2 separate regions of the Homo sapiens genome follow, and region 2 is linked to region 1. The links are chromatin contacts, found by Hi-C in ENCODE. All regions are on one chromosome and are shown on one strand. The core of a region is the stretch at or near the end of the contact, and the rest is flanking DNA. Distances in the headings are between cores, read along the strand shown. Region 1 overlaps LINC00673 (long intergenic non-protein coding RNA 673). Region 2 overlaps SLC39A11 (solute carrier family 39 member 11).

Evidence for each region. A loop is a pair of places that touch in the nucleus more often than their neighbours do. Pooled maps may share reads with other maps.
Region 2: a loop to region 1 is called in a map of PC-9, with 13 times the contacts of the local background. The contact joins two enhancer-like sites. A Hi-C loop is called at or near these places in 3 of 168 maps with a recorded cell type or tissue (Calu3, PC-3 and PC-9), 5 of 37 single-sample maps with no recorded cell type and 10 of 50 pooled maps.

What each region holds. Positions count from the first base shown.
Region 1 is chr17:72,419,940-72,422,643 of GRCh38, reverse strand. LINC00673 (long intergenic non-protein coding RNA 673) reads left to right here. Exons shown (of 4, transcript NR_152516.1): 3 at 1,578-1,944. Among named protein-coding and RNA genes, the nearest start is that of LINC02003, 78 kb to the right of the region's middle. RefSeq lists enhancers at 1-254, 868-997, 1,048-1,107, 498-1,697. Within about 2 kb of position 1,308, at least 15 of the 41 ENCODE cell types and tissues checked have a DNase peak (open chromatin) inside an H3K27ac peak, as active enhancers do; they include PC-3 and PC-9, where a contact is called at or near this core.
Region 2 is chr17:72,714,899-72,717,598 of GRCh38, reverse strand. The region is part of intron 7 of SLC39A11 (solute carrier family 39 member 11); the gene reads left to right. Among named protein-coding and RNA genes, the nearest start is that of LINC00511, 76 kb to the right of the region's middle. Within about 2 kb of position 1,283, at least 7 of the 41 ENCODE cell types and tissues checked have a DNase peak (open chromatin) inside an H3K27ac peak, as active enhancers do; they include PC-3 and PC-9, where a contact is called at or near this core.

The DNA of each region.
Region 1 (2,704 bases), core at 59-2,558:
GGCTGGCAGGGTGTCACGTTTCCCACCACACCCGGGGCTCAGCCTCTGCTGTCATTTCTCCTCCTTGGTTTTCATCTTCTAAGGGAAGAAATAGTGTCATCTTTTCTCAACCTGTCAGTCTCACACCTGCCTGGAGCCCCTGGCAGTGAGACACCCAGTGCTGTTTAATCTGATGTCATCTCTGTTGATTGTCTGTTTTAGAAACCAGGTAGCAAGAGGGACTTTCTGAGGATTAAAAAAAAAAAAGTAAATCCCCAAACTATTTCGGGGAGGTTTTTTTTTTTTTAACCTCCTGTTTTTTAGTTTCATTATTTCTTTTTCTCTTACATACACTCTTTTTTAATTAAGAAAAATTAATTTTTTAAATTAAAAAAGACCAAATGCACCCCTTGGGTTGAGGAGTTATGAGAGCAATGTTTAGGGTAAAGGTCAAAGGTGAGATGGATGTCACTGGGTCTTGGGCATGGGTACCCACCTGCTGGCAAACATAAGAGAGGCCATACGAGAGTGGGGAAAGAAGGGTTACTGAAAAATGCATATGAGCTTGTTTTCTCTAATGATGTTTATTTGTTGTCTATCAGGAGATTAGTCCTGAGAGACTGACACCAGAGCCACCTGACGAATGTGGGTGCTCAGAGCCTTGGACTCGATGACCTACCTCTCCTGCCTCCCACCTGACTCCTGAAGTAGGGGAGTGTATTAACAGTCACAGGCCTCAGTTTACCTGCTTTCAGCCTCTGCCCTTCCCGAGAGGGTTGAAGCTGACTTGCTGCATCGCAGTTTTGTCCTTTAGTTCATCAGCTCTGGAACTTTCCACTTCTGGTGTTTTTGGTTTCCAAACAGAGGATTGAGGACGTATGAGAGCAATGTTTAGAGTAAGGTCAAAGATGAGGTGGATCTAACTGGGCCTTGGGCATGGGCGCCTACCTGTCAGACTCTGTCCTTCTCAGACAGCTGCCCAGGCAGGAGCTGCCTCTTGGGACAGTGAGTGGGCCATCTCCATTGAGAGAGTAGGGGGACAAAGGGAAAAGGCAGGGACTGGGTCACTCCTGGGGATGCTGTTTGACATAGACCATGAGGGTCAGCCCCACTGGGCCTGGCTGACCTGGTAGATGGGTAGGTCTAGGGTATGAACATGGATATTAGTTGGCCAGGGTGTGAGAACTTGTGTGAAAGGGTCGGCCCCTGGGTGACTCAGTCTCCTAGCAAACTATAAAAGGGAAGTGACTCATTTCCAGCCCTGAACAAGAACTCCTAAGGCTAGGCCGCCAGCACCTGTCTGGGACGTGGTTAGTTATTAACGCTGCCAGTAAGAGTGTCATGGGAACCAAACGCAGGCCTAGATGCCTGGAGGCAACTTGGCTTTTCACAGCTTGCAACTGTCCACTCACCTTCCCTTGCTGTGGCTCCTCTCTGCCTGACCCCAAATGCAGAGGAGCCCCTTGAACTCTTAGTTGCTGGTGGCTCCCCAGGTGCCTCTTGAGGGTGCAAATTCCACAGGGGTTGGGGAAGGGGGAAAAAGAAATGGGTTGGTCAGGGGAAATCACAACTTTTTTTTCTTTTTTTGTCCTGTTTAGAAGATCAGGTTCAAGTTGCCAGCCAGACTCTGGGCTTCCAGGAGGAGTGGGCTGTGGATGGCCTGGCCTCATTTGCATGTCCCTCTCCTCCCGGCCCTGCAGGTGCCACCTCCTGAGTCCTGGTTCCTGCGGCTCCGTCGAATCTGCAGTGAAGGCCTTTGGGAAGCGTGGGTTATGTGGGTCCAGGGGTCCCATCCTCCCGTGGAGGCCCTTGACCTGAGGATCACTAACTCACACCCCACCGACTTCCGGCCCCCAACAAGGGCAGTGTTCCTCTTGCTCCATTCTGCTCTGAAGTCCCCCAAACCGCTTCCTGGGGCTGCTTAGTGAAATACAAGGCTCATCTCTGAGGACCTCTACAGGGCTGGTGAGTTGAGCCAGGAGTTCAAATCTGCTCTGCCTTCTCCTTTCTTTCTCCACGTCTGGAAAAGTACAGAATGGGCAGCTTCTCCTCTCAGATCCCAAAAGGCATGTTTTACTGCTCCTGGGGGAGGCTCAGCCTGGGCACAAGCTATGTCTACTCCTGCCAGGGCCCTGCCCCTCCACTTCCAAACTGTCAAGCAGGAGGAGGGAGGATGATTGAACAGAAAGACACAGGAGTTTTAGTGAGTCAGGCTCCCCAGTGTCCAAAAAGGGACCCAGGGCCCAGGGGGAAGAGACATCCCTGGTATTTGTTGCCACCTTTGTAAAACCCTCAAGTGCTGGCAGGCAGCACAGAGGGAGTGGCGATGCCACTTGCCTGCCTAGTCTATGGGAGGAATTGGGACATGTGCTCCCTGGGTGGCCCTGAGCAAGCCATCGAACTGCTCCCCCAGAGTTTTCCCCATCTGTAAAGTGGGAATAATAACAACACCTGTCCTGCTTACTTGACAGGGTTTATGTGAGGCCGGCTGAGATCACTGAGCATGTGACAGGGCTTTGGGAGTGGTTAAGGGCCACCCAGATCGGGGTTGAGGCACCGGGGTGCTTATGGTGATTAGCAGCAGAGCAAGGCCTGAGGTCTGTGCTCCCCAGGGAGGGTGGCTTTACAGGCACCCACCTGCGGCTTAAGAGCTTCTTGGGCCTCCCACGGCTGATAAATCACCACCGGGTGGGTGTGCTTTGTCTGGGCTCCAGCATGAGCAGAC
Region 2 (2,700 bases), core at 34-2,533, 290 kb before region 1:
GATGACACATGCGGAGAGGACAGTGCCCCGTGGCCACACAGGGACACGTGGAGGGAAGACGGCCTTGTGGTAGTGGAGGCAGAGACTAGAGTCATGTGTCTAGAAGCTGGGGAATGCCACCAAGTGCCAGGGCCACCAGAAGCTGGAAGAGCCGAGGGAGGATCCTCCCCTAGAGCCTTCAGGGGGAGCATAGCCCTGCGGACAACTTGATCTTGGACTTCTGGCCTCCAGGGCTGTGAGAACAAATCCCTGTGGTACTTCATCACAGCAGCTGTTAAGAAACCAGGGCATCGGGTCTCCCTACCTCCATCGGCGTCTTCTCTGTCCCTGAGGTCCTCTCTTAGCTTTCTCCACTTCCTCTCACAGTTGGACGCAAAGCCCCAAGGCCACTTTTTTTTCCTCTTTTTAAATTTTTTAAAATTTTTATTTTTATATATATGTATATACATATATATACACATATAAGTATATACATATATACATATATACATACACATATAAGTATATACATATATACATATACTTATATGTGTATATATGTATATATGTGTATATATATTTTATATGTGTATATGTGTGTGTGTGTGTGTGTGTGTGTGTGTGTGTATATATATATATTTTTTTTTTTTTGAGACAGGGTCTCCCTCTGTTTCCCAGGGTGGAGTGCAGTGGCATCGTCTTGGCTCACTGTAACCTCCACCCCCTGAGTTCAAGCAATTCTCATGCCTCAGCCTCCTGAGTAGCTGGGATTACAGGCACCTGCCACCACGCCCAGCTAATTTTTGTATTTTTTGTAGAGATGGGGTTTTACCATGTTGGCCAGGTTGGTCTCAAACTCCTGTCCTCAAGTGATCCGCCCACCTCGATTTCCCAAAGTACTGGGATTACAGGCGTGAGCCACCACACCGGGCTCTGAGGCCACTTTTTCATCCATATTCTTCTCTGTGCCTCTGCATGTGTGTTCCCCATCCCTTTGGTAACTTCTATTTTTTATTTCAGGAGTGGGTTAAAGTTTCCGATTTTTTTTTTCCTTATACTCTCTCAGTTCAGTCTGGACCAACTTGGAGAAGAGCGGCGGCTTTCCCTCCCTTTTTCTGTGGCCGCCTTCAGACGCTGGCCCATGGGAGAGTCAGGGCTGTCCCCCGTATTGGAGCTATTAAACTGTCGTAAGAAAGGGGCCTTTGTCACGGGAAACACGTTACTCAGCTCAGTCATAGAGACAGACTGTGCCAGAAAACAAACAACAAAAAAAAAAAGGTTCAACCACAGCATTCTTTGGGACTTCAGTCATCCGCCTCCCGCTTGTTCTTAAAAGACGAATTTCCTTTCTTCCGTGTAATTCCATCAGATAGGTCGTCAGGTTTTCATTCTGTCCAGAATGGAGTGCTGGGGGCCCTACCCTGCCATCTGCCAGGGGCCTCTGCCCAACACCCCGCTTGTATGACCTCATGCCTGCAGGTTGGGAATGCAGGGGGGCTCCCTTGGGCCTTTTTGGGGTGGGTCAGGGAGGGTGCGAGGAGAACGAGGGCGGGAGTTAGGTATTTTTTCACACTTACCATGACCTGTCTGTGCACTTAAAAATTGATCAAGATGGTACATTTTGGCCGGGCACGGTGGCTCACGTCTGTAATCCCAACACTTTGGGAGGCTGAAGCGGGCGGATCACTTGAAGTCAAGAGTTCGAGTCCAGCCTGGCCAACATGGTGAAACCACGTCTCTACTCAAAATACAAAAATTACAGGTGGCACATGCCTGTAATCCCAGCTACTCAGGAGGCTGAGGCACGAGAATCGCTTGAACCCGGGTGGCGGAGGCTGCAGGGAGCCAAGATCACAGCACTGTACTCCAGCCTGGGTGACAGAGCGAGACTCCACCAAAAATCAAAAATAAAAAAAGATGGTACATGGTATGTTATGTATACATTAATCATTAGGCACTAACTCCCCATTCCTTATCTCCCCCCAGCCCCTGGCAACTGCCATTTTCTTTCTGTCTCTATGAATGTGACTCCTCTAGGGACCTCATAGAAGTGGCATCACACAGTATTTGTCCCTTTGTGTCCGTCCTATTTCACTTAGCATAATGTCCTCAGGGGTCATCATGTTGTAACGTGTCATAATTTTCTTCCTTTGAAGGCTGAACAATATTAGGTTGCACGGATGCATCATTTTGTTTGTTCATTCGTCTGTCCATGAACACTTGGGCTGTTTCACCATTTAGCTCTTGTGAATAGTGCTGCTTGTGAACATGAATGTAAGAATATCTCTTCAAGACCCCACTTGAGGTTCTTTGGGGTATATGGCCAGAAGAGGCATTGCTAAATCATTCGGTAATTTGATTTTTAATTTTTTGAAGAACTTAGTCATGGTGCATCTTATCTGCCTTGTAACATCGTGCCCTTGGGCAGAGGGGTACTTCCTGGAGGAGAGAGCCTCTCGCGGGCTCCCGGGGCCCCTTTCGTGGCTGGGTGCATGAGATGTATGCAGCCAACCCTTACCTCCTCCTGAGTGCAGACCCTGGGATGCTGCACTGGTCGCACACCCGTGGAGTTGGCCCTGAGTGAGAATAGACATCACGAGAGGAAAAATTGTGAGCGTGAAGGGGCTACATGGATGCAAGATGCGAGGTGAAGTGGTTTTGAATATGTACGTGTAAAGATCCTTGATTCCATGCTTTTCCACCAACTGCTGTTTAAACAAA